2 separate regions of the Homo sapiens genome follow, and region 1 is linked to region 2. Evidence: chromatin loops called from intact Hi-C (ENCODE). Cell type or tissue: mammary epithelial cell. All regions are shown on one strand. Links, peaks and the distances in the headings refer to the core of each region. The heading gives the core; the rest is flanking DNA. Region 1 has its middle 21 kb from the start of LINC01260. Region 2 has its middle 19 kb from the start of YWHAB.

What was found. Hi-C counts contacts between places; a loop is a spot of excess contacts. Peaks named below come from ENCODE experiments on the same cell type or tissue, not always from the same donor. Only the 100,000 strongest peaks of a DNase experiment are listed, where the experiment ranks them.
Region 1: a loop joins it to region 2, with 6 times the contacts of the local background. A loop is called at or near these places in 98 of 110 quality-filtered maps.

The regions. Positions count from the first base shown.
Region 1 is chr20:44,688,954-44,697,289 of GRCh38, forward strand. No RefSeq gene overlaps it. Among named protein-coding and RNA genes, the nearest start is that of LINC01260, 21 kb to the left of the region's middle. RefSeq lists a silencer at 7,517-7,566 and an enhancer at 8,257-8,306. In mammary epithelial cell, for the core only: no CTCF peak of the experiment used is centred there; a DNase peak (open chromatin) is centred at 4,198; H3K27ac peaks cover 351 bases.
Region 2 is chr20:44,862,603-44,870,938 of GRCh38, forward strand. No RefSeq gene overlaps it. Among named protein-coding and RNA genes, the nearest start is that of YWHAB, 19 kb to the right of the region's middle. In mammary epithelial cell, for the core only: a CTCF peak has its summit at 5,158 (motif pointing left); no DNase peak of the experiment used is centred there; H3K27me3 peaks cover 420 bases.

The DNA of each region.
Region 1 (8,336 bases), core at 104-8,103, 170 kb before region 2:
TCATAGGGACAGAAAGTAGAATGGCAATTCCAGGAGCTGGGAGGAGGGGGAATAGGATGTTAGTGTTTAATGGGTACAGAGTTTCAGTTTTGCAAGGTAACATTTTGGAGAGGTTTGGTGGTGATGGTTGCAGAACAATGTGACTATATTTAATGCCACAAAACTGTACACTTCAAATGATTAATTAGCTAATTTTTGGTTTTTTTTTTTTTGAGATGAAGTCTCGCTGTGTCACCCAGGCTGGAGTGTAGTGACGTGATCTCGACTCACTGCAAGCTCCACCTCCTGGGTTCATGCCATTCTCCTGCCTCGGCCTCCCTAATACCTGGGACTACAGGCACCTGCCACAACGCCCAGCTAATTTTTTGTATTTTTAGTAGAGACGGAGTTTCACCGTGTTAGCCAGGATGGTCTCGACCTCCTGACCTCGTGATCCACCTGCCTCGGCCTCCCAAAGTGCTGGGATTACAGGCGTGAGCCACTGTGCCCTTCCTAATTAGCTAAATTTTATGTTATGTATATTTTGCTGCAATTAAAATTTTTCAAGTGAGGTATCTATAAGGAAAGGTGAGAAAATATGTAAGATACAAAGATAATAAAATCCAGAGCAAGAACAGTATATAAGTCCTGTTTCCTTATGTTGAAATATATCAAAATATTCAACAGAAGACCCCAGGATAGGAAAGATGTGAAATTCTAGACTGGATCATCAGGTCCGACGGATTTACAAAGAAGGTGGCCGAGGATCTCTCTCCCCAGCCTTCACCCCCTCACTGACTGTGGGAAAATAAAGGGCTTGGGGTTTGGGGAGGAGGTGTTGCAGGAGGAGCGGCAGCTCCAGCTATGAGACCTCACCCAGAGGGGGCCAATACTGCCCCTCCAGATGCCAGGCAGGGGACATGGAAGGGTTTGGGGATTCGTTGTGGGCTGGGGTGGGGGTAGCTTGCAGGGGTCTGCTTGGGTCTTGTTCCCTAGGGCCTCCTGGAGGGTGGAGTGGTCTTAGCAGCAAGAAGCTGGAGTTGGATGTTGGATTCCTGAGGGCCGAGGAAGGACTTGCAAGGGACCTCCAGAAGGAGAAGTGCATCCCCCCCAGGGTCAAGAGTGAGGGAGCCCTGCAGCAATGGCCATCTGTGGGACATCTGTGACACTGTCAGCTGGAAGCCAGCAGGATGGCGGCAGCTCAAGTGAGACCCTTCCCCTCCCCTTACTATCTCCACAGCCCCCACTTGTGGGGGAGGGGAGGAGGTCCAGAGAAGGAGCCCCCCAAACTGCCTCCCCAGGACAGGCCCCAGCTGGGCAAGGGGAGAAGGTTTAAACCTAGATCCAATTGGGAGTTTGGATTAATAGCTTGACTGGACATTTTAAATTTGAGTTGAGACCATGTTTGTGACTTAAAGTGATGGTAGAACTGTCTTATGTAAGAATTGGGGCCAGGCACACTTTGGGAGTCCGAGACAGGTGGATCACTTGAGGTCAGGAGTTCGAGACCAGCCTGGCCAACATGGCAAAACCTGCCTCTACTAAAAATACAAAAATTATCCAGGCATGGTGGTGTGTGCCTGTAGTCCCAGCTACTTGGGAGGCTGGGGCAGAAGAATCGCTTGAACCTGGGAGGCAGAGGTTGCAACGAGCAGAGGTTGCCCCACTGTACTCCAGCCTGGATGACAAAGTGAGTGAGACTTCGTCTCAAAAAAAAGAGTTGGTCCCATTCTCCAGTGGGCTAGCCTTGGCTTGTCTCATGGTGGAGGAGGCTGGCGGGGGTGGGTCAGGTTCAGGGGGGTGGGGGAAGGTGGGGAGCAGAGGGTGGGAGAGAGAGAGAGAGAGAGACTGCAAGGACTGCATTCTTTTTGAGGCTCAGGCTCAGAACTAGCACAAGGTCACTTCCACCACATTCAATGGACCAAAGAGAGTCCCAAAGCCAACCCACATTGGAGAGAACGAAGGCAAAGTCACATTGCAAAGGGGTGTGGAAACAGATAGTGGTGCAGAATCTGGCCCGCTTTCATAATCAGTCCACTGGAAGACTTTGTTTTCCTCGCAAGGAAGGTTGGAAATGTAGACTCACTGCTTGTCCAGGCAGAAGAGGAAATGAGTTCAGGGAAGAGCTTGCCAGTCCCCAGCCTTTGCCCAGCCCCCTACTCATGCACATTTAGGCACACACCTACTGTGTGCTCAGCCCAGCAGGGTAGATTAGAGAGAGCGAGGGCGTCGGGATAGAGGGCCTGATTCCCCAACCGGGTGACTATCACTTCCGGTCTCATGACCTCCATGTTCTCATCTGTAAAATGGGGATAAACATCCTCATCATCTCTCCTGCCATTGGTATGGTGGTGACAAAAAACACTTTATCGATTCATGAAAGTCATCAGACAAAGTGGATGATGCTGTCCCTGCCCTCAAAGGTGTTAAATAAAGAAGATGAGAATTCAATACATGTCCCCAGCTCTGGTGAGACTGTAGGGGTTGTGTTAACAAGGGAGGGAGAGACATCAGAGAGCTGTTGGCAGGGGAGAGCCCTGTGGCCAAGCCTTGACAGATGGTGAACAGAATCTGGAAAGACAGAGGGCATGGGGCATGGCAGGGTGTGGAAACAGCACACTTGCAAAAGTGTGGAGGCTGGACACATGTGATATAAGGCAGGGTCCCCTACCCCATGATTCAAAGCAGAAATTCGCAAAGACTTTGATGTAGGCTGGGCTGGGAGTTGACTACACTTGCATGCCTGTTGCTTGGCAGGATGGCTTTCAAAAAAGAAAAAAATATAATAATGAAAGATTGAAAACAGATTATTGGGGAGAAAAGTATCCCAGGCGCTAGACGGCTGTCTCTGCAGCCTCTGGCTCCTGTCCCACCCATTCCCCGGCCCTGACGCAAGGCTGGCTGGAAGAAGGTGTTCTCGAGATTGTTCAGGCTGAGGGCCTGACTGGCAGGAGACTGAAGCCTACCCCATTCCTGCCTGGGTGCCAAGCTCTGCATGAGGTTTAAATATACCCACAGCCTGACACTATGCCCTAGATCATGCTAAATGTTTCCATACTCCTTGAATTCTCTTCTCAAGGTTCATTTATTGTCCCCATTTTTCAGATCAGTAAACTGAGGCCCAGAGAGGTTAACTGGTTTGCCCACAGTCACACAGCCAGACAAGTTTGAGTATGTCTGATTCTATTGCCTTATTCCAGGTTTGGGATACAGGCAGAGTAGGGAGAGGTTTAGGATGGTAAAGAAGAATGTTCCAGGAGGAACAGAGTTAGTGTAAGGGCAGTCTAATCTAGAGTCAGAATTTGGAGCTGTTTGTTACAGCAGCATGACCTAGCCTATCCTGACTGATACAAATCATGGTAAACTAATTTATATGTCCTGAAAAATATTAGAACTTAGCATCTACCTCTTAGGAGAGCTTTTTTTTTTTTTTTTAACTTTTACATTTTGGCAAAACACACCGAACATAAAATTTACCATCTAAGCAATTTTAAATGTACAATGCATGGCTTTAAGTACATTCACATTATTGAGTTTCTATCACCATCCTTCCACAGAACTCGTCATCTTGCAAAACTGAAATTCTAAACCCATTAAGGAAACTTCTCATTTCCCCCTCCCCAGCCCCTGGCAATTCCACTTTCTGTCTCTATGAATTGGACTACTTTTGACAGATACCTCCTATAAATGGAATCACACAGTATGCATCTTTCTGTGACTGATTTATTTCACTTAGCATAATGTCCTCAAGCTTCATCCCTGTTGTAGCATGTATCAGAATTGCCTTCCTTTTTTAAGGCTGAAAATCTTCCATTGTGTGGATACACTATATTTTGCTTATCCACTAATCTATCAATGGACACTTGAGTGCCTTTCACCTTTTGGCTATTGTGAATAATCTGCTATGAACATGGACACACGAATATCAGAGGCAGCCTTTTCAAGCAAAGGGTTTTTGGGGAAAAAGCCACTGTCCAGGACTCTAGGCTTGGCCACTAACTTGCTGTGTAGCTGTGGGCACATTGCTTCCTGCATCGTGTATGGCAATTCTAACTCTCTCCACCTTCACTGCCTACTCACAGCCGTGTGCTGGGGACCAGATTAGACCATGGACTATGAAACTCTCAGCAAAGAAAAAGCCACGAGGGGCTGTTATTGTTATTACTCAGTGGGGTCAGGGCAGTGGCTTCCCAAAGGCATGAGTCACTCATGGTGGAATTCCAGACATCAGGAGGGCCGTTCTGGGCAGCAGAGCCCAGATTCCAGACAGAGCAGTGACCCTGACCCGGAGCCCCTAGGGGAGCCACACCCTTTCTCTTTGGCCACTGGCTGCTGTGAGGAAGGAGTCAGTGAATGTCATAATCATATGGGCACTTAGGGTGAGAGCCTCCAGTCCCACTGCCTCACGTAACTATTTAAGGAGGCTCAGAAAGGGTCATGCACTTGCCCAGAGTCACACAGCTAGACAGTGGTGGAAGCTGGCCTGGGTCAGATTTGGACATCTACAGAAGCCCTTCTCCTCCCTGCTCGCACCCCTCTTAGCCCCAGCATGTGAGGAAGGCAGCTGTCTCCCTGAGCTCCGTCCTTCTATGCCTTGGGTTTAGCCATGTTGACTGCTGTAACAAATAACTCCAAAACCTCAGTGGCTTTGCATTATAAATGCTTGGTTCTTTCTCACATCAAACTGCAATAAGTCTTGACAGGAGGGCTCTGTTTTCTGCAGGTCATATAGGGATTGAGACTTTTCCTATTTGTGGCTTTCCTCATTCTCAGAGTCCTCTCCATTCAGCAGGCAGATGGCAGAAAGATTGTGGGTAGAAGATTTTTATAAGCCAGACCTGAAATCAGTACAATTATTTTTGCTTACATCCCATTGGCCAGAGCTCAGTCACATGACCACATCTAACTGCAAAGAAGGCTGGGAAATGTATCCCACATGTGTGCCCAGGAAGAAGAAGATGGCTATTGGTGAGCCTTGGTAGTCTTCCACAAGAACATGACCCAGTTCTGGCCAATAAAACATAAAGAAAGTATGCTGGGACAGGAGGTTTGAGAAGGGCTGGCCTCAATTATTATATAAAAAGGGGTGTGGGGAAGGTCCCCTATTCTTTCCCTTTAAGTGGTTGCATGAGGATGCGATGTCTGGAACTTTGGCAGCCATGTTGAGAGCATGACGGGCCAAGCCTCAGGGCTACAGCCAATATACTGAGGGTGCTGAAGCCAAAATGCGGGTCCTAGATGACATCACTGAACCTCTGAATGAACCAAAACTGGAGCCACGTAACCTCCAGATTTCTTGACTGCGAAGGCACCTATTATTGAATTCAGGAGTAATAGGGTATTCTATTACTTGCAGCCTAAAACATCCTAGCTGATTGACACTCAGGTGCAAATGCTGAAAACAGCTAAGAGGACAAGGTTAAGCCATGCCAGCTGTTACAACGAATAACTCCAAAACCTCAGTGGCTTTGCACTACAAATACTTGGTTCCCTTGAAACCCCTCCTCTGCTTGAAGTTAGGTAGAGCCAAGTAACATAGCTTTGGCCTACTCTGGATGTTGTGCTTTTTTGGGGAAGTTGGGGACAGAGCAGCAGTTCAAGCACAAAATGACCTGGCTGCTTTGTGCCAGGTCCTTTATACACACAGTGTATACACGGGAGCAAAATGCCTGGACTCAAATCTTGAGTCTGCCACCTCACCAGCCATGTGACCTTGGGCAAAGTCAATCAACCTCACTGAGCCCTAGTTTCCCCATTGAAAACATTGGGGTGATTATAAATATTCTACCCACAGAGTAAAGGATTAAATGTCCAATTCAGATAAAGAACTTGGCACATTATCTGTAAATAAACACTTAAAAGATTCTGACCAGAGCCTGGTGGGATGTGAGTAATATCAACCCCACCTTAGAGATGGGGAGTCTAGGGTTCAAGGAAATGAAGTCCAAGGACATATAAATAATAAGAGACAGAGCCTGGATTTTAATACAGACCTAATTGAACACCTGCTATGTGCCAGGCATTGTGTGAGGTGTTTAGATATATTATCCCATTGAACATACTAGCAATCCTGCATGGGAGGTATTATTATTATCATTATTGTTATTCCTATTGGACAAATGAGAAAGCCAAAACTCAGAGAAGTGAAAAGACTTGCCTACAGGCCAGGTCAAGATGCAGTACTTGAACCTAGGCTGAGTCCAAGCCTTTATTCTTTCCACCATGTATAAGCCTCCCTAACAGAAGCCCACCAGACTATTATAGTGGAATTGTAGGCATCAGAGGAGTAATACATTTGGCTCCCATGGCTATTCAGGGTTCCCTGAAGTCATCCCCAAAAGCTGGCTGCCAGTCCAGCCTGTCACCAAGGTTGTCCTGGTGATGGCTTTACCCTCACTCCTCCAGTAGAATAACTGGGCCCTGGAGTGGATGGTCCTGAGGGAGGAAGTTTGGCTCACTTGATAAAGCAGAACTTTCAAACACTTTGAGCTCATCCATGATGGAATAGGCTGCCTTGGGATGCGATGAGTTCTGTGGTCCTGGGAGGATACAAGCAGAGAAAGTCTGGTGGCCACCTGCAAGGAAGATTATTAAGACAGTTACTGCATAGAAAGTGAAATTAGATTCAAAGACCTTTCAGGTTTGAAATCTGTGGTTGCAAGATTCTCAGGTCCCATTTTCTCAGATTCCAGTCTAAGATTACATGATACTCAAAATCCAGGAATCTAAGGCTGCACGAGTTTTCTCCTTGGATTTTTTGTTCCCTATTTAGGCAGTTAGACTGCAGAACATCTACTGACTCAGGAAACAGATGTGTTAGTAAAAGCAGAGAATACATTTCTGGGTTTCAAAAACACCCCTTCCTCCCAGGAAAGAACATTCCTAAGAGACTTGGGCATCTTGAACACCTAATGAATCTGAAAGAGGCTCTCACTTTCTGTGACTGTCTTTAGGGACTGTCCACAAATACTCTGTTTCTTTTCCTTTTAGGGTGCCTTAGTCTGTTCAGGCTGCTACAGCAAAACATCTTAGACTGGGTAATTTATAAACAACAGAAATTCATTGCTCACAGTTCTGGAGGTTGGGAAATTCAAGATCAAGGCTCCAGCAGACTCAGTGTCTGGTGGGAGCCTGTTTCTTATAGATGGTGACTTCTGTGTGTCCTCACATGGCAGAAGGGACAGATGGGCTCCCTCAAGCCTCTTTTACAAGAACACTAATCCCATTCATGGGTGGAGCCCTCCTGACCTAATCAACTTCCAAAGGCCCCACCTCTTAAGGCTATCACTGTGGGGATTAGGTCTCAACATCTGAACTTTGGGGAACACATTCAGACCACAGCACAGGCCCATAGTAGGATTTCCACTTGAACTCCCTCCTCTGCTTGAAGTTAGGTACAGCCAAGTAACAAGCTTTGGCCAATGAAATGTGTGCAGAAGTGAAGTGTGCCACTTCCTGGGGGAGACTTTAGGAGCCAGTCTGTGGCTTGATGCTTTCTCTTGCCCTCTGCTGTGCAACAGTTGAAATGGTGGTTGTTCTATCAGCTGGGATCCAGGAGCAAGGAGACACAGAGCAGCGCAGCAGCTGCCCAGCAGGGGACGTGCATCAGGAGCCACTGAGAAACAGGACTTGAGCGTTGCTGTTACTGTAGCAGAACTCACCCTACCCTGACTGATGCACAGCTCTCCCCTCCCCTCCCTCCTTCCTCCCATCTAAGAAGGCTGGGAAGGAGGTCAGAGAAAAAGCTATGAGTGAGCATATTTTGGATTTTGTTGGTCAGTGGGCCCCAGAGAGCTTTGAAGAATTCAGAAGCAGAGAGCAGGGAGGATCTCAAGAGATAAAATGGCCAAGAGGGCCAGAGACAACCTCACGCCTAGATACAATTGGGGAAAAAAAATGAATGGAGCTGGGAAAGTGATGGGGTTGGGGAAAAAAATCCCAATTGAATAAGATGAATTTTCTGCCCACATATGGAATGGAGCATTGAAATGAGAATGAATTTAAAATAGATTACATTTCCAGCCCATCTGAATTTCAGACTGAGAATATCTGCTGCACATAATTCAAGATCCCACAGTCTCAAGAGGCTTGGGTCCTGGGCTTTGACAATGACTCTTTTCCTGGGCAGAAGGTTGTACATGGACACTGGGAGCACCTAGGCCTGGAAGCTGGGAGAACTAGGCTCTCCTGTCTGATGTCACTTTCCCTGTCACTTTCCCAGGGAGGCCTTCCCTGACTGCCTGACTTAAAAGGAACTTCCTCTACCACCCTGGCCATTCTCTATTCCTCTTCTTAACATCAATTGACACACCACAAGTTTTCATTTTTTTTTTTTTTTTTTCTTGAGATGGAGTCTC
Region 2 (8,336 bases), core at 299-8,298:
CAGAAACTAAAAATTAAGAGATTTCACATTAAAATCCAGATTTTTGGCTTCTCTCAATAAACTGGAAATCCAGCAACATGGGTCCAGCCCTCCCAGCAGCGGTCCCTTTTGGATACCCATGCCTTTTCTGTTTCTTCACAGTCCCTACCACGCCCTACTGTCTCCCTGACATTAAAGCCTTATGTCAGGAACCATTTGTCATTATTCTTGCAAAATATTTCTTTCTTACAGTGGATTAATAAGAAAGTGAAGTATTTCTTTTACTCATGTTCCTTCCTCACACCTGGCTCACTTCCCTTGTTTATGTTACCAGACTGGAACCCATAAGTACCTGGGCTTTCAACCCTTGCACCAGGCTGAAAACTTCTTGAAAACATATACAGGCTAAGTGTAGTGGCTCACACCTATAATCCCAGAACTTAGAAAGACTGAGGTGGAAGATCACTTGAGCCCAGGAGTTCGACACCACCCTGGGCAACATAGTGAGACCTCATCTCTACTAAAAATAAAAAAAATAAATAAAAAAAATTAGCTGGGCATGGCACCCACCTGTGGTCCCAGCTACCTGGGAGGGTGAGGTAGGAGGATTGCTTGAGTAAGGGAGGTTGAGGTTGCAGTGAGTCATGATCGCTCCTCTGCATCCAGCCTGGGTGATACAGCCAGACCCTGTATCAAAAAAAAAAAAAAAATGAAAAAAGATACAGTGCTTCGTAACATCTCTGTAGCTCCAACAGCCAGCACAGTGCATAGCTCAGAGTAGGTCTCTCGTAATGAATATAACTCTTGCTACTAGAAGAAGAGAGCCTCTTTATAAATTCTTTCATCTTCTTCATCATCCATTCTAAGGCAGGAAATTAAAGAAAGAAAGAAAAATAAAATTAAAAAGAGAAATAAGCTTTCCTGTATTAGGCTGACTTGTCCCAGAGGCAGCAACGGGCATAGCCCAGACCCAGGGAAAGTCTTGATAATACTATCTAAGAAGGCAGGACACAAAGGAATGTGCTCTGGAGACTCTCCCAGCACTCCCTCAACACAGGGAGAAGAAAAACAAATTTTCCTTTGTTTTATGGTATGAGTTTATAGATTCTTGTTCTCTGTAACTGGTGACTTAAAGTATTCTGTTTTATCTAAGCAGTGGTGTGAAGGTCACAAGCTGTCTGAGCAGGCCACCTGGGCCCATAGTGCAGGCCATGGAATAAGCCATGCTAGGCACTAGGCAAACCTAGATAATGGACATCTGGGTTGCATAGCAACGGTCATGTGTAACCCTGAGTTATGAACCTGTTACAATTTGATTAACTGTCTTTGTCCTGCCTCTGTATCCCTGCTTTCACACTGCTGTAAGCCTGCTTCAAGTTAGCCCACCCCTTTTTAAAGTGTGCATAAAAGCCAAGTGCTGTCTTTGTTCTTGGCCCAGTCTTTGGATGTTAAGTCGGCTGGGTCTGAGTGCACTCAATAAAGATATCCTCCTGCATACACTCCAAGGTCTCCCTCTGGTCCTTCTGATTCCACAACAATTCAACAACGATTTTCTGAGTTCACCTATAAGCCTATTTTCCTTCCTCAGTGTTCTTTCTCTTTGATGTCCTGGTACCTCTTGTAAACCCTAAATACTCAAAACCCCTCCTTAGATTGCCCTTTTACGTACCTCTTGCAAAACTTTGATGTTAGCAATTACATAAGAGAAGATCATAAAAACCATTAATTAGTAGTGAGAGTATTAATGTCAGTAATAAGTAGATATTAATGTTATTTACTGAGAGTTTCCCATGTATATCAGTTTGTTCTCACAATGCTAATAAAGACATGCCAGAGTCTGGATAATTTATAAAGGGAAGAGGTTTAATTGACTCACAGTTCCACATGGCTAGGGAGGCCTCACAATCATGGCAGAAGGTAAATGAGGAGCAGCAAAGTCACGTCTTACATGGTAGCAGGCAAGAGGGCATGTGCAGGGAACTCCCCTTTATAAAACCATCAGATCTCATGAGACTTATTCACTATCATGAGAACAGCATGGAAAAAACCCACCCGCATGATTCAATTACTTCCCACTGGGTCCCTCCCACAACATGTGGGAATTACGGGAGCTACAATTCAAGATGAGATTTGGGTGGGGACACAGCCAAGCCATATCACCATGTACCAAGAACTTTACATAGATTTCCTCACTCCAGCTTTACAACCCTGTGTATCATTAGTCTTCATATTAGTCAGGACTGTAAGTTGCAAGTAGAAAAAAAGTAACAACCAACTCTCAAATGGTTTAAGCCAAAAGGTTCATATAACTGAAAAATCAGATCTAGTATTCATGAAATCATTATGTGGATGACATAATTCTAAGAATTTTACATGTATTAATTCTTTTAATCCTGTGAATAATATTTTAAGAAAGGTACTAATATAATTTCCATTTTGCAGACAGGGAAACTTGAGTACTGAGAGTTCACAATTTTACATCTGAACCCACTTTCTGTGTGTAAGGGAATTACCTACTTCATTCAACTCCTTGGAACCCAGAGTTCAATTCTGCAGAGGAAGCAGAAAATGCCATGTCCTCCCTGCATGGAGGACATCAGTGTTGTGACTTAGGCGTTGCCCATCAGGTGCATCTGCCATGGACTTCGATTTTCAAACTCATATAGAGACTGTTCTCTGGCAGGTGTGATGAGAGAGTAAGATCCAGTTCCAGAGATGACAATCCAGTGGGGTTACGGGCAGCACTGGCTGTCTGGAACCAGAGGGCCAGTAGTGTCCCCAGGCCAATTCTGTTGATGTGAATGGAGACACCATGCCTGGCTTCTCAACCTCTGAGTTTGGTTCCCCTGTGATTCTATAATCTACTCCATATGCATTCAACAAAACTCGTGTGAGTCAATATTCCATAATAAACTCCCTTACATATATACATCTATCCTATTAGTTCTGTCCCTCTAGAGAACCCTAATACACTATCTCATAAAATAAATTAAAAATTAAAGAGGAAGAAACTGAGGATCAAAGAAGTTAAGTAATTTCTTTAGAGTCCCACAGCCACGGAATAGAGAAGTTAGAATTTGAATGGCTCAAATTTTGTTTTACTTTTGTTATTTTTTTGTTATTGCTTTTCTCATTTGGCTTGCAATAATGTTCTTAATTTTGCTTTTTCCCACTTTCCTGATTTAAATGCTCCCTATAAAAATTTAAATATATAAAGTTATAAGGAAGAAAGTAACATTCTTTGAAATCTCATCAGCATATAATAACTACTGTTAATATTTTACTGGGCATCTTTCATGCCTGTCTTAACGCGTATGGGCAATAGAAGTAACCTTTTTCATAAATCATAACAAATAATACACATTCTTTTAATCAAGAGCACCCTTTTTAAGTGTGATTTTTTTTTCTTATCTATCCTTTTCTTCTTCCTTTTCTGACCTCCATTAATCTCCCTTACTTACTCCACACTTTCTGGCTCACGATAACCCCTGTTAACAACTGATGTGTACACTTGCAGAATTTTCTCCAAGCCAATATAATTATACATTTCTTTATAGAAGTCCTGTTTTTAACTCTTGCAATATTCATATTAAAGGACACTAATGGGCTGTGCGCAGTGGCTCGTGCCTGTAATCTCAGCACTTTGGGAGGCCGAGACGGGAGGATCATTTGAGGTCAGGAGTTCGAGACCAGTCTGGCCAACATGGTGAAGTCTCATCTCTACAAAAATATATAAAACTTAGCCTGGCACGGTGGCATGCACCTGTGGTCCCAGCTGCTCAGGAGGCTGATGCTGGAGAATTGATTGAACCCAGGAGGCAGAGGTTGCAGTGAGCCCAGATCGCGCCACTGCACTCCAGTCTAGATGACAGAGTGGGACCCTGCCTCAAAAAAAAAAAAAAAAAGAAAAGAAAAGAAAAGAAAAGAAAAGAAAAGAAATAAAGGACACCAGTGGTGGCATTTGGGGCACCAGACAGTAACTGTTGAAAGAGATTTCAGCCATAGAAGGAGCCCTTCTTGACACCCCTAAAATTGCACTGCTGAGGTGATTGTCACGTGAGCTCACCCCGTCACAGTTCTGGAGTGAGCGTGAGAAGGCTGAGGGTGAGCACCTCTGTCCCCACCAAAGAAATGGATCGCCAGGCCCTGGTCTCGTGGTTTCCAGGTTTGCTTGCAGGCCTGCCTGCGAAGCTCAAGGAACTGCAGAGTCACTTCTGTCTGGAGCTCCTGAATGCAGTCCAGCTAACCTTCCCTACCCGGAAGCCCTTCAACATCTTTTCTCCATTCCCTTTACGGGTTTTATTCTTCTTTTGCCTGCTCAGCAATTTTCACCAGTCCAAGGACCGAATGCTCTGCTCTCAGATCAATAGCCCTTGGGAAGTACTGCAGACAGTCTCTGAGATGCACCCTAGCTGCTCCTGCAAAGGAATTGCTTTCTTTCTGACTCAGTTTCACTTGAATTAAGCTTCTTCTGCTTTATGAAAGCAGCCTCCTTCCAGAGCACAAGTTGACATCAACCCAGAACCAGAAAGAAATCAGTGGCTGGAACTTGTCTTATTCATCTCTGGAAAGTCCAGCTCTCCAGCAGAGGCTTAGAATTCTATTTCCTTTTTTGTTTCTTAGTCATTGCGCTTGAGAAGGCATTTAAAGATGCTCTTTGGCTAGAGTAAGTGCTCAGTAAGCATTTGTTGGCGAAGGGATAAAACAGTAAAGATGGAATAATCAGCATTTGGTAAATGGTTGGTGAAGGAGAATCAAATGAGATAACACATGTGAAATTGATATGTAATCTGTGAATAGTGAAAATTGTTCCTGGCCAGGCGTAGTGGCTCACACCTGTAATCCCAGCACTTTGGGAGGCCGAGGTAGGCGGATCACTTGAGGCCAGGAGTTCAAGACCAGCCTGGCCAACATGGTGAACCCCCCCCCTATTAAAAATACAAAAATGAGCCAGGCGTGGTGGCACATGACTGTAATCCCAGCTACTTGGGGGGCTGAGGCAGGAGAATCCCTCAAACCTGGGAGACGGAGGTTGCAGTGAGCCGAGATCGTGCCATTGCACTCCAGCCTGGGCGACAGAGCGAGACTCCATCTCAAAAAAAAAGAAAAAGAAAAAGAAAAAGAAAAAGAAAACCAAAGGGACTCGTCCGCAGCGTTATCTGCTGGCGCCATCTTCCGGAAATAAGTTAGCACAACAGGTCTATTTCTGTTTCAGCGGGGCGTGAGGGCACTGGAAATGCAGGCAAGGAGGGGAAAAGAGAGAATGAATTTTAGCAAAATCTCTCCATCTCCTCTGTCCTGGATCATCTAATTACTCTACCAAGATTATCATTTTAATGTAATAGTACTACTAACATGCTAGCACTTGTTTTGAGCACCTAGTACGTACCAGATACTGTGCTCAGTGTTTTACATGTGTTATTTCATCCTCACAGTAACTGCAAGAAGTGTATATAGTAAGTCCTCACTTAACTTCTTCGATGGGTTCTTGGAAACTGCGACTTTAAGCAAAATGATGTGCAGCACGTCCTCAAGTAATGTCCTTCCATTATGATTATGAGGGAAAAAATGGTTTCATCATACATCATTTCACTTAAAGTTGCAGTTTCCAAGAAACTATCAACATTCAGTTGATATTAAAAACCCGAGGCATACAAGGTGTATAGTGGACTTATCATCTCTAGGATTACATATCTAGTTGGTGTTTGGGATAAGACTGAAACCCAGTTCTGTCTGACTTCAGAGCCTGTGGTGGGCTGTTGTGAGTCAGGTCCCGAGGAATCAGACTCCAATATGGAGATTTGAAGTCAGGAAGTCTATTGCAGAGTGCTGTCGGGATTACATCTGTGGAAAGGAAAAGTCAAACTGCAGTGCAACCTCAGCAGAGGCCTTGGCTAATGCCATGGGGAATATAGAGCTGGGATGGCAAGAGGACAGGACCTTGGAATGTCCACCTCGAACAGTCATAGGGACTCAGCTGAGAGCTGCCAGCAGCCAATGCTCCCAGCAGCTGGGGGAATAAATGCCCCATCCTGGGGATGGGGGTCTGGGTGGCACACCACAGTATGCACTGCAGCGCCCACTACCTATTCCCCATGCATTGCTCCTCAAATAAGGGAGATGGCTGGGAGGGAGACAACATCAGTGATGGGGTAGTGGAGGAGGAATTCAGAGAGTAAAAATGGTTTTGTCTGTCTTCCATCCACCTGTGACCTAGGCTATGCATGCCATCCAGCTGCAATAACCAATACATTTGGGTCATTCATGTTGATATAATGTATGGATTATTTTATGGGTTGCAAGCCATTAACAAATAAATAAAATGCAATATTCCACTGGCTGATTGGAGATGCATTCTTTGACATTCTCAAATAAGAAATGGAAGAATTGGCCAGGCACAGTGGCTCACGCCTGTAATCCTAACCCTTTGGGAGTCCAAGGCTGGGGGATCACTTGAGGTCAGGTGTTTGAAACCAGCCTGGCCAACATGATGAAACCCCATGTCTACTAAAAATACAAAAAAAAAAAAGCCAGGCGTGGTGGTGGGCGCCTGTAATCCCAGCTACTTGGGAGGCTGAGGCAGGAGAATCACTTGAACCCAGGAGTCGGAGGTTGCAGTGAGCCGAGATCATGCCACTACACTCCAGCCTGGGCGATAGAGTGAGATTCCATCTGAAAAATAAAAATAAAAATAAAATAAAAAGGAGATGGTGCCTTCTGCCCTGGGGTTAAAAAAATTAAAAAATTAAATTAAAAAGAGATGGATCTATTTGTATAATATGGAAAGACCTCTAAGACATATTTTTGCATGAAGAAATAAGATTCAGTACCCTAATAAACTATATAAAAATTATATCTATTTCTAGAGTTTTACATACACTATAAAAGGATGGAATTTTACCGACTTGCCCTATGGAAGGATTCTACATCCCCACCCCACGTAAGTCAGGCATAGCCATATGATTTGCTTTGGCCAAGGGAATTTGAGTGGAAGTGACATGTGAGACATCCAAGCAGAAGCTTTAAGAGGCTCCCCCATTCTCTCTTTTCCTTATTCCATGAGATCAGCATGTTCCAGCTGCTTCTTCCAGCTGTGTCCAGAGATACAGCTGAATTCAACCCATCACAAACATGCAATTAAGATATAAATTTTTAGGCTGGGCGCAGTGGCTCACGCCTGTAATCCCAGCACTCTGGGAGGCTGAGGCAGATGGATTGCTTGAGCTGGGGAGTTCGAGACCAGCCTGAGCAACATGGTAAAACCCTGTCTCCACAAAAACCACAAAAAATTAGCTGGGCCTTGTGGCACACATCTGTAGTCCCAGCTACTTGGGAGGCTGAGATGAGAGGATCACCTGAGCCCAGGAGGTCGAGGCTACGGTGAGCCATGATCATGCCACTGCACTACAGCCTGGGAGACAGAGTGAGACCCTGTCTCAACAAAAAAACAAACAAACAAAAGACATAAACTTTTATTAATATAAGACACTGAGACTTTGAGGATGTTGTTATTGTAGGTTATTGTAGCATAACCTAACCTACCATCACTGATAATACATGTTGCTATATATAACTGATATGTGGTTACTTCTGGGGAGGAGAAATGGCATTGGGAGGTGGCGATCATAGGGAATTTTAGTTTTTAATCTTTAATATTTTAGTTTTCTTACAATAAAAATATATCCACACATTACTATGTAATAAATATACATTATTTTAAAATGAATACAGCAGGTATTTCCCTACTTAAAATTAAATGCCAAAAAATATCTTTTTTTTTTAGACCGAGTCTCGCTCTGTTGCCCAGGCTGGAGTGCAATGGCATAATCTCGGCTCACTGCAACCTCCGCCTCCCGGGTTCAAGCCATTCTCCTGCCTCAGCCTCCTGACTAGCTGGGATTACAGGCGCTGGCCACCATGCCCAGCTAATTTTTGTATTTTTAGTAGAGACGGGGTTTCACCATGTTGGACAGGCTGATCTCAAACTCCTGACCTCAGATGATCCACCCACCTCGGCCTCCCAAAGCGCTGGGATTACAGACATGAGCCACTGAGGAGCTCTATTTCTGATTAAACCTATAGACCTCTCTGAGTTAGGATCTCAGCCCTTGTTCCATTAAAATGAAAAGCCAAAATTGGTTGCATGTATAGCAAAGACCTTGAAATATCATAGACTGCCTTGCAATTTCAACTTCTCATTCAAGCCAAACAACAGCCCTCTTTATCTTTGAAGTTTACTTTTGAGCAAAATCAAAGTGGCTAGACTCCCTGATCCACTGCCTAGTCCCCAGCTTCATGTGTGTCAGATAGTTACAGTGACCAGAGCAAGAGTAGCAGCAGCACCTCTGGCCTCTCAA